Regions from separate parts of the Homo sapiens genome. Here region 2 is linked to region 1. Evidence: chromatin contacts called from ENCODE Hi-C or POLR2A ChIA-PET data. All regions are on one chromosome and are shown on one strand. The core of a region is the stretch at or near the end of the contact, and the rest is flanking DNA. Distances in the headings are between cores, read along the strand shown.

Region 1 (5,766 bases), core at 464-2,963:
AATGGAAAGTGGGGCACGTGCATTAAGCCGTCTGGGGGAGCGGTAGGGATAGACATGTTGAAATGGAGAGTGGTTGAATCTTGAAAGGAAGTAAGGAAAATGTATATGCCACAAGGGCAAGGATGTATGATAGGCTTGTATTTATTGTATAACTTTATTTTATTTTATTTTATTATTTTTAGTTTTTTGAAATAGAGTCTCTCTCTGTCACCCAGGCTGGAGTGCAATGGCACGATCTTGGCTCACTGCAACCTCTGCCTCCCGGGTTCAAGCGATTCTCCTACCCCAGCCTCCCGAGTAGCTGGGACTACAGGCACTCGCCACCACGCCCGGCTAATTTTTTGTATTTTTAGTGGAGACGGGGTTTCACGGTGTTAGCCAGGATGGTCTCGATCTCCTGACCTTGTGATCCACCCACCTCAGCCTCCCAAAGTGCTGGGATTACAGGTGTGGACCACAGCACCTGGCCTTTATTGTATAACTTTAATATGGAGCCTTAGTCCTCCAGAAATCTGCACCATGCCCAGGGAAAATGCTGTTCCTTTATTTACATGAGGCAGAGGTTTGTGTTGTTTGCTGAGGTCCAGCAGCTCACTGTGAGGACAACCTCTCCCTCGTTCCTGATTTCTGGCTTATTCAAGGCCAGAGGACCCAAAACTCGAGTTGAAAATTTTGACTAGGAGAACAGATAAAAATAGAAATGGAATCCATCTTAAGAAATGCTCAATGTGAAGGAGAGGGGAATGCAAAATAGTTTTTCTGTTTTACCACAGTCTTTGTAACTGAAAATCCTATGTTCTTGAGATAGAGAGAGAGCCAATGATCCAATGCAAGAAACTGAGTTTAAGAAGAAACTGTTTGCTGGGCACGGTGGCTCACGCCTGTAATCCCAGCACTTTGGGAGGCTGAGGCAGGCGGATGGCCTGAGGTTGGGAGTTTGAGGCCAGCCTGGCCAACATGGTGACACGTCGTCTCTACTAAAAATACAAAATTAGTCCAGCGCAGTGGTGTACGCCTGTAATCCCAGCTACTCAGGAGGCTGAGGCAGGAGAATTGCTTGAACCCTGGAGATGGAGGTTGCAGTGAGCTGAGATCGCGCCACTGCTCTCCAGCCTGGGTGACAGAGTGAGACTCCATCTCAAAAAAAAAAAAAAAAAAAAAAAAAAGAAGAAAAAGAAGAAGAAGAAACTGTTCATCTGAAATCCGACAACTCATTCTTGAAGGTTAGAGCTCAGCTTTGAAGTTTCACTTCACGAGCTTGGCTCAGTGAGGTATGTTACTCCCCGGTGAAAAAGAAAATGAAGAGAATGTTTTATGTTGAAAGTGCTTGGTGACGAAAAGGCAGCACCTAGATCCCTTATCTCATAAAAAATGCAGCAGATTCTTAATATTAGCAATCTAGTGTTTAGATTGTTACCTGAAGAAAGGAAAAACAAACTGTCCCAAATGCTGATTCTACTGTTTCGGTGGGAAAAAAAAATGTCTTGCAGGCAAGTGGCAAACAACAAAACTTTTGAAAAAGCAGGCCTGGGGGGAGTCCAGTACAGTTTCATAATGGGTATGAATAGTTATTTTACTGTGTTCCCCCCACCCCCTTTCTTTCTGGGTTTTGATGTGGATGTCTTTCTATTTGTTCAGGAAATTGTGACGTGTGTTCTGGGCAGGGTTTGAGGTTTTGGAACATTTTCTAAAAGGGACAGAGAGCACCCTGCTACATTTCCTAATCAAGAAGTTGGCGTGCAGCTGGGAGAGCTAGACTAAGTTGGTCATGATGCAGAAGCTACTCAAATGCAGTCGGCTTGTCCTGGCTCTTGCCCTCATCCTGGTTCTGGAATCCTCAGTTCAAGGTAAGACTCAGGAGTCTTGTTCCCCAGCCATCTTCTCTGTAAGCCCTGTGGTCCATGCAAGTCATTATATTCATTTTAAGGCATAGAATGTATAATATTGTGAGAAAGGAGGCAAAGAAGAAGGATTTGGGGTCGCTGAACCCTTTAATATGAGTTCTGTTAAGTTTGGTACCAAGAAAAATTAAACTCTGTGGCGTGTGCAGTCTTGTAAACTCTTACAATGATTGAAATGTGCTATTTTGGGATGAAAATGTGAGGTTTATAAATTTTAAAAGCTCAAAAAAGGAATCTAGAAAATGACTCCTGTGCCTGTTGCATGGAGGAGATGGCACCTTTGACTGTTGGGGGGTGTCTGCCTACCCCTAAGTGTCTACATCAGCCCCAAGTTTTAGTGCGCTGTGACGGTGTCATTGTTATTTTAACACTGGGAGACGTTATATTCCAATTGGGGTGAATCTGACTGTGTGTATTTTCTTTTCTTTTTTTTTTTTTTAAAGATAAACTTGGTTCTTACTGAAAACTCAATTATGGTTAGACATAGTTCATGTAAAACCTCTCAGATTTTAAAGAGAAGGCCAAATAATTTGGTATTTGTGCTCTTGCTCAGAGAAGCATCATATTCGGAAATATCTTCCTAGGTTTATCTACCATTTAGTGTTGTTTAGTCAGACTGAAACAACTTAAAACCTGTAATGACTAAGACAATGAAAATGATAGGCTTGTAAGAAAAATACAATTTGTTATTCTTTGGCAAATAAGGAATCATGTCTAAATAAGACGGAGGTCATGGCTTGATAGAGAGATGGCTGAACCTATAGTAGAAAAACACTAGGTTCCGCCAAATGGTAAGGGAAATGTTGAGTCACAATGACACACATGTCCTAGATTTGTTTCGTCAAAGCGACTTTTGGTTGTCATGATCTTACTTCCGGTGGAGATGAAATCTTACAGATGATCGCAGAGACATTCATTTTATGTTGGAAATTTATAAAATCATTTTCTTCTAGTTATGCTAATGCTGAAAAAAGAGCAAGTAATGTTTCTGGAACGTTATTAATTTATGTATTTTTAAAATATAAAACATTGTCAATTGTAGGGAACAGGCTTCACTGGGATCTTTTAGGGAATATCTTCAGCTTGATGAAATAATTCCCGAATAGCCAAGTGGTCTGACAAGATCGAGAGTAATGAGGCCCATACTTTAGTACAGTCTTGAATGGCCAGATGGTGCTGGGCATACCCCAACCAGAGATATGTAAGTCTTTATGTTGTCAAAATTTCCCAGAAACATGAATTTCCCACTAAGATTCATTAAGGAAAACTAGAATGAAAACAAAAACGTTCCTTGTATAATATTCATTAGAAAGAAATGAAGAAGGCCGGGCATGGTGGCTCACGCCTGTAATCCCAGCACTTTGAGAGGCCAAGGTAGGCAGATCATGAGGTCAGGAGTTTGAGACCAGCCTGGCCAACATAGTGAAATCCCGTCTCTACCAAAAATACAAAAAAATTAGCCGGGCATGGTGGCACACACCTGTCATCCCAGCTACTCAGGAGGCTGAGGCAGGAGAATTGCTTGAACCTGGGAGGTGGAGGTTGCAGTGAGCTGAGATTGCACCACTGTACTACAGCCTAGGTGACAGTGCAAGACTCTGTCAGAAAGAAAGAAAGAGAGAGAGAGAGAAAGAAAGGAAAGAAAGAAAGAGAAGGAAAGAAAATAATTCATCATGAAATTGTATAGAATACTAGCATTTATGTCATGACCTCGTAGGTTTAGCTCTTTGTTAGAAAAGGAAACCATAGAAAGAGACAAGGGAGAAACTGACAAACTAGGGTGTTTCCGAAAAAAGGCTCTCAGTATCGGGCTCAAGGGCTTGTGCCCACATCTGAGCATGCAGGGAAATAGATGTCCCCCACTGGCTGCACATGTGAGTGACTGCGGCACAAGGCTGTGATGTGAAGAGTCGTGACACCATTTCCTCACACCTCCACGCAATGCCAGATATGATTCGACAACATTCTTCCTGTCTTATAAAAAGTGTTTATCTAGCCCGTTGGTTTGGCAGATGAAATCAACTAGGCTTTTGGCTTGCTTTTACTGAGCATATTCAAAACCATTTCAGGTCACTATAGTGGTTTGCTCGGGTTGCCATAACAAAGTACCACGGACTGAGTGGCTTAAATAACAGAAATGTATTTCCTCACAGTTCTGGAGATGGGAGTCCAAGATCAAGGTGCTGGCAGGGTCGATCGCATTCTGAGGCCTCTCTCCTTGGCTTATAGATGGCGCCTTCTCCCTTGTCTGCACATGGCCTTTCCTCCATGCATCCGTGTCTTAATACCATCTTCTTAGAGGGTCACCAGGCATTGGATCAGGGCCACCCTAATGGCCTCATCTTAACTACCTATATCTGCAATGACCCTATTTCTGAACAATTTCACATTGTGAGATTCTGTGGGTTAGAACTGGAACATATGAATTTGGTGGTGGTATATTTTTATTATAAGTCAAACCCAAGTAAAGATGTGGGGTAAGATTGTGTTTACCAAGCACAAAGAAATGGAAATTTGGGGATGTGTAACTCTGGAGAGCACAGATGACTAATCTATTTAATGTAGGGCTCCAGGGGATTTGATGAGGCCTGTGAATCTTCCACTTTTATTGCCTCTCTTTTCCAATGACACCCATAAAGAAAAAAAATGGAATATCCATGAACAGGTGCAGCCAAGGAGGCCAGGCCCGCCATGTGTCCACTGTATACTGTCTCCTAGCTCACAGGAATGATACTGATCCACTCCTTGTGCTGCTCTTTGTAAAGTGATTTCACATCCATTCTCTGGTAATCATCATCACATTCCCTGTGATGAGGAATTAGCACCAATTATAGAGGAGAAAACTGGATCTGACATTTCTCATCTCATTTGCTCTATACATTAACCTCTTGCAAAAAATTTGTGAGTCTTGCCCAAGACCCATTACAACTAATTAACGGCTGAACTGGTCGTCTGATTTCAAGGCCAGAATTAACTTTCTACTGCAGCTCATGGATCAGAGGTTTTCTTTATTTAAACAAACAAACAAAAAATCCTTTGACCGTAGCCCTTGCTATAACGTTTCCCACTGAGTTGAGGGAGAAATTGAAAGTAAACTTAGGAGCTTTTTATAGCTTGTCAAACCATGCAAGAGTGGGGGAAGCTTATCCATCTTGTGGAATTGATAGACCAGGAGGAAGTAACTCCGGCTTAGATAATGCTACCATTTTGAATAAATCAAATGGTCTTCTTTTCCCCTTCATGGTAGTTGCTGCTTAAGTTTCTCTAACATGCCTGCAGTAAGTTTCCATTAAGAATAGGAAATTAGGCTCGGTACAGTGGCTCACGTCTGTAGTCTTAGCACTTTGGGAGACCGAGGAGTGTGGATCACTTGAGGTCAGGAGTTCAAGACCAGCCTGGCCAACATGGTGAAACCCCCATCTCTACTAAAAATACAAAAATTAGCCAGGCATAGTGGCATGCACCTGTAATCCCAGCTACTCGAGAGGCTGAGGCAGGAGAATCACTTGAACCAGGGAGATGGAGGTTGCAGTGAGCCAAGATCATGCCACTGCACTCCAGCCTGGGCGATAGACTGAGACTCTGTCTCAAAAAAAAAAAAAAAAAAAAAAAAAAAAAGAAAAAGAAAAGAAAAGAAAAAAAAAAGAAATTAGTATATTGTGATTATGTTGAGGGAAAAGTTAGTACCATAATATAAAAAGGTATGGACTATTGGAGAAAGTTGTTTGCTTTGGTAACATTTACTCATAGAAAGTATTTTGGTAAAGCAGGACTCAGGGTGGTGGGGGAGGTGGGCAGTGAGGGATAGGATTCAAATAAAAACCATTCTTTCCCTTGGAATCCACTACACAATTAACCAACAAAT
Region 2 (5,597 bases), core at 157-2,656, 120 kb after region 1:
ATTTTTGTAGACTTTTCACAAGTTGATGGGCAGTATTTTGTCTGCAATATGGATGATTTTAAATTTTCTGCAGAGTTGATCCAGCATATTCCACTAAGTCTGCGAGTGAGGTATGTTTTCTGCACAGCTCCTATCAACAAGAAGCAGCCTTTTGTGTGTTCTTCACTGTTACAGGTAAGCCTTTATCTTTAAGCTATTTTGAGTTCCTTCTGGTTGATGCAGGTTCCCCAAACAGTACTTTGTTATTCAAAATAAAATAATTACAAGAGTATTCAGTAATATGAGAGACTTTGTAAAAACTTAAATAGGGGTTAATAGTAGCAACAGTGTTCAGTTTTCTTAAGTGTAAAGCACTGAGCCAGGGGTTACTGTCTTGTATGAGCACCATGCCAGGGTTCTAGCCTCTTTTAACTCATTTGGGTAGGGATGCAAATCTCTGACTTCTGAGAAGCACAGGATTCCTGGGGGCCAGGAAGGACAGTGGACTATGGAGAACCATAAATCTCTACCAAGGCCGGGTGCAGTGGCTCACGCCTGTAATCCCAGCACTTTGGGAGGCCGAGGCGGGTGGATCACTTGAGGTCAGGAATTCGAGACCAGCCTGGCCAAGCTGGTGAAACCCTGTCTCTACTAAAAATACAAAAATTATCCGGGCATGGTGGTGGGCACCTGTAATCCCAGCTACTCGGGAGGCTGAGGCAGGAGAATCACTTAAACCAAGGAGGCAGAGGTTGCAGTGAGCCAAGATCGCACCATTGCACTCCAGCCTGGGTGACAGAGCGAGACTCTGTCTCAAAAAAAAAAAAAACAAAACTCTACCAAGGTTTATCATAACAATACTTTTATTTAATTTAATTTTATTTATTTTATATTTGAGGCAGGGTCTTGCTCTGTTGCCCAGGCTGGAGTGCAATGGTGCAATCACAGCTCACTGCAACCTCAACCTCCCTGGCTCAAGTGATCCTGCCACCTCAGCCTCCCAAGTAGCTGGGACTACAGGCATGTGCCACCATGCCCAGCTAATTTTTGCATTTTTTGTAGAGACAGATCTCTCTATGTTACCCAGGCTGGTCTCGAGCTCCTGGAGGCAAGTGATCATCCCACCTCAGCCTCCCAAAGTGCTGGGATTACAGGCATGAGCCACCTAGTCCAGCCTAATATTTTAATTATTAAAAATGTTTTTGAAAGGATCCAAATGTCCAACAAGAGGGAAAAGGTTAACTACATTATGGCATATCCACTTGATTGGATATTAGGAAGACATTGCAATGATAATTATGATTATAATGAAGAAATCTACATAAGTGGTTACACTATAACAGTAAGTGAGGGAAGCGGTTCAGAACTGTATGTACCTTATAAACATAACATGTTCTCTCACCTCCCGCCCTATTTCCTCTGCTTTGCATGCTCTCCCCACCCCACTAAACCCAAAGGCCTCCTCTTCTCTGAATCTTGTCCTGACTCACTGAGGTTCACTGCCATTTCCTCTGTAGGCCTGAGCATTCTACATATGAGCTATATTCTAATCAAATCTAGCTCTAAACTTATTTTTTAAATAACATAAATAGTCCAGTGCTGTGGCTCATGCCTGTAATCCCAGCACTTTGGGAGGCAGGAAGGATTGCTTAAGCCTAGGAGTTCGAGAACATCTCCAGCAACATAGCAAGACTCTGCCCTTTAAAAAAAAAATTACATAAATAATACATACATTCTCTTTATACAAAATGAGAACATTACAGATAGCTTAAATGTGGCTCCCTCCCCAATCTTAGTCCTCTGAAATAACTACTTGTGTAAGTTTGTGTGTATCTTTGCAGACTGTTTTTCATTGCGTTTGCCTATGTGCATGTTCATGTGGAAACACTAGATTTGTTGTGAGGGTGCATTTCCCCATAAAAAATTATCTTTTTTTTTTTTTTGAGACAGAGTCTCACTCTGTCGCTGAGGCTGGAGTACAGTTGTGTCATCTCAGCTCACTGCAACCTCTGCCTCCTGGGTTCAAGCGATTCTCGTGCCTCAGCCTCCTGAGTATCTGGGATTACAGGCATGTGCCATGCCTGGCTAATTTTTGTATATTTTGTAGAGGCAGGGTTTCGCCATGTTCCCCAGGCTGGTCACGAACTCCTGAGCTCAAGCAGTCCACCTGCCTCAGCCTCCCAAAGTGCTAGGATTACAGGCATGAGCCATTGTGCCCAGCCCTATCAACGTTATCTTAATGAATTACTCACAACTTGCCTTTTCTTTTTCTCTTAATAATATGTGTTAGAGATCTTCCATGTCCAGATGTTTACCTAGAAAATATGTTTCTTAGAGCTGGCATTTGTGAAAAACTTAGCTAGCATAAGGTTGAAGTTTATGGAACAGTCTTGAACTGCTGTAAACTGACCTGAGTGGAACTCAGTCCCATGGCCTTGGCACCATTCACACCATCCTTTAAACAGCTATTCTAGTGAATAGAAGCTCTTTACTAAGGTGTAGGGAGTCTCTGGAACATGCAGGTCAACAGTTGCTTGTTTTCTTAAGATAAGGTCTCACTATGTTGCCCAGGCTGCAGTGCAGTGGCACAATCATAGCTCACTGTAACCCCAAACTCCTGGGCTCAGGCGATCCTTCCACCTCAGCCTCCTGAGTAGCTAGGACTACAGGTGTGCGCCATGATGCGTGGTGTGTTTTCTTTTTGAGATGAAGTCTCACTCTGTTGCCCAAGCTGGAGTGCAGTGGTATGAGCTTGGCTCACTGCAACCTCCGCCTCCCAGGTTCAGGCGATTCTCCTGTCTCAGCCTCCCGAGTAGCTGGGATTACAGGTGCCCGCCACCATGCCTGGCTAATTTTTTGTATTTTTAGTAGAGATGGGGTTTCACCATGTTGGCCAGGCTGGTCTCAAACTCCTGACCTCAAGTGATCCACCCGCCTTGGCCTCCCAAAGTGCAGGGATTACAGGCATGAGCCACCACACCCGGCCGCTCCGTGTGTTTTCTGTTTAAAAATTAGAATATGAAATCTAGAGGCTTTTCCTTTTTTCCTGATCTTTGTCATTACTGAACTATGAAAGAGCTCAATCACATTAATGACTTAGGATGCCCCTTAGGACTGTGATTTGGAAGCTGTGCTCCATGGAGCTCCTTTAGGGCCAGCTGCTGGATGGATGGATGGATGGATGGATGGATGGGCGGGCATCTCTCCCTGCTCTCTCTGCATAGCTCCTTACTTAGCTCTTTTATGTATTGGGCTTCCACTAGTTGTTTGTGGCCAAAAAAAATAGAGCCACTGCCTTTATAAGATAACTTGAGAACTCATGCTTGGCCTGTCCTGCCTAGCAGGTAGTGTGGTCACATTTCTACCCTTTATGGCTATCCTACTTGGCATTTATTAAACTTAGCAGAGTGGACCAGACTGAATTTAACAAAATTGTGGCATTATTTAACTACAATTGATCTAAAACTGCTCTTCCTCTCTGAAGTATTAACCTTGCTTAGGTTAAGCATTTAGAGATAATTTCCCCTAATCAGGAAATGAATCATTTGAAATCAGCTTGAATCTTGAAGCTGAAGATTTTATTTAAACTCTTGCTTGAGGGGTCTTACTGTGTGGTTGTATGTCTATCTTCTGTAGTACAGGTGATGTATAATATTGCCTAATTCTGGGATGCAACATGGTTTTGAAAGCACATTCCCCAGCAGTGTCTTGTGGTTCAAGACAGGGCTGTGATGTCTCACGTTACCAGTGAGGAAGCTGAAGCAAAGAGTGTTGACTTGGCCAAAGCCACACAGCTCGCAGGAGGCAGATCCAAGATTGACTTCTGACCAGCCTTGCACCAGGCCACCTCAGAGGGTTTCTATATAATAAGGGAGGACAGCCAGGTGCGGTGGCTCACGCCTGTAATCCCAGCACTTTGGGAGGCCGAGGCGGGTGGATCACAAGGTCGGGAGTTTGAGACCAGCCTGACCAACATGATGAAACCCCGTCTGCACTAAAAATACAAAAATTAGCTGGGTGTTGTGGCGGGCGCCTGTAATCCCAGCTACTCAGGAGGTTGAGGCAGGAGAATCACTTGAACCCAGGAGGCGGAGGTTGCAGTGAGCCAAGATCGTGCCATTGCACTCCAGCCTGGGTAACAGAGCGAGACTCCGTCTCAAAAAAATAAAAAATAAGGGAGGACATTAACAAGATAGAGAAACTTAAGCTCGTATTTGAGGTTATAGGACTATTACATATGAGATAGAAATAGGAGTCTTCAGGTACTGTCTGTCCATAGCTTTAGAACATCACATATTCCTAAATAAGAGTTAACAGACTTAGGCCCTGGAAAGTTAGTCCTTCTACAGCTTCTTTTTTTTTTTAACTGCTCCTTGTGGAGCAGGGATACCCTATAGGTAGTGTGCCCAGAGTAGCCCTTGAACTTCTGCTGCACATATTATTACCCTGGTTTTAGAAAAAGAAGGAAATCATCTTTTTTTGTTTTTTCTTTCTCCAAATGGTCTCACTGCTGGAGTGCAGTGGCACGATCATGGCGCACTGCAGCCTTGACCTCCCTGGGCTCAGTAATCCTCCACCTCAGCTTCCTGAGGAGTAGATGGAATCACAGGCACACACCACCATGCCCAGCTAATTCTTTGTGTTTTTTGTATGGATGGGGTTTCTCCATGTTGCCCCAGCTGGTCTCGAACTCCTGGGCTCAAGTGATCTACCCGCTTCAGACTCCCAGAGTGCTGGGATTATAGACGTGAGCCACTGTACCTGGCCTTATAAAGTATTAAATGTTCTTTAAAATGTAGAAGAGTATAAAGGAGAAAAGAAACCACCTGTCTATTGAAATACAACCACAATGTTTTGTTTTGCTTTCTTTTTTTTCTCTTTCTAATTATAGACTTAAGGGAATTCTGACACTTCTCTGAAACCCTTTTCCTCTTTCTCTCTCAGTTTGCCAGGCAGTATAGCAGGAATGAGCCCCTGACCTTTGCATGGTTACGCCGATACATCAAATGGCCTTTACTTCCACCTAAGAATATTAAAGACCTCATGGATCTTGAAGCTGTCCACGATGTCTTGGATCTTTACTTGTGGCTAAGGTACCAACATTTTTCCTTTATGTGCTCTCATTTTTCTAGTAGGACAAATTAAAGGTTTTATGAATTTGTTTTTCTATTTCAAATTATGGACATATTTGCAAGATGCTCTATATTATGTCTATTGTCCATAAAGGCAATTCAACTGATGGAATGGTTTCCCATTCCAAAAATGACTTGAGTTCTTGCAATTCTAGTTAAGATGGCTAGGTGAGAAGGAAGGTCCACTGGACTCCTGCTGGTCAAAGGATGGTCCTTGGACCAAAAGCATTGGTATCACCTGGGAGCTTGTTAGAACTAAGGAGTATCAGGCCCATGCCTGACTTGATCAGATTCTGCATTTTAACAAGATCCCTGGGTGATTCACTTGTACATTATCATTTGAGAAGTCCTGTTCTAGGCCAGTGATTCTCAAAGGAGGGGCATGTCCCTCTCCAGGAGTATATCAGAGTCTATTGAGGTATAGTGCTGACCCACCCTCAGGATGACATATTCCTCCGATATGTGGGGGCAGAAATCAAGGTTGAG

Evidence for each region. A loop is a pair of places that touch in the nucleus more often than their neighbours do. ChIA-PET counts read pairs that join two places held with the same protein, here RNA polymerase II (POLR2A). Pooled maps may share reads with other maps.
Region 2: a loop to region 1 is called in a pooled map, with 2.6 times the contacts of the local background. The contact joins the enhancer-like site here to the promoter of SRGN in region 1. A Hi-C loop is called at or near these places in 2 of 168 maps with a recorded cell type or tissue (K562 and endothelial cell of umbilical vein) and 4 of 50 pooled maps. POLR2A ChIA-PET finds 5 or more read pairs at or near these places in 4 of 52 experiments (WTC11, activated CD4-positive, alpha-beta T cell, activated naive CD4-positive, alpha-beta T cell and 1 more).

What each region holds. Positions count from the first base shown.
Region 1 is chr10:69,086,390-69,092,155 of GRCh38, forward strand. It overlaps SRGN (serglycin), which reads left to right and starts at 1,714. Exons shown (of 3, transcript NM_002727.4): 1 at 1,714-1,847. The coding sequence starts at 1,769. RefSeq lists enhancers at 28-197, 1,845-3,044 and a silencer at 3,743-3,922.
Region 2 is chr10:69,202,870-69,208,466 of GRCh38, forward strand. SUPV3L1 (Suv3 like RNA helicase) reads left to right here. Exons shown (of 15, transcript NM_003171.5): 13 at 1-174; 14 at 4,924-5,072. Among named protein-coding and RNA genes, the nearest start is that of HKDC1, 15 kb to the right of the region's middle. RefSeq lists a silencer at 1,308-1,407. Within about 2 kb of position 1,407, at least 4 of the 41 ENCODE cell types and tissues checked have a DNase peak (open chromatin) inside an H3K27ac peak, as active enhancers do.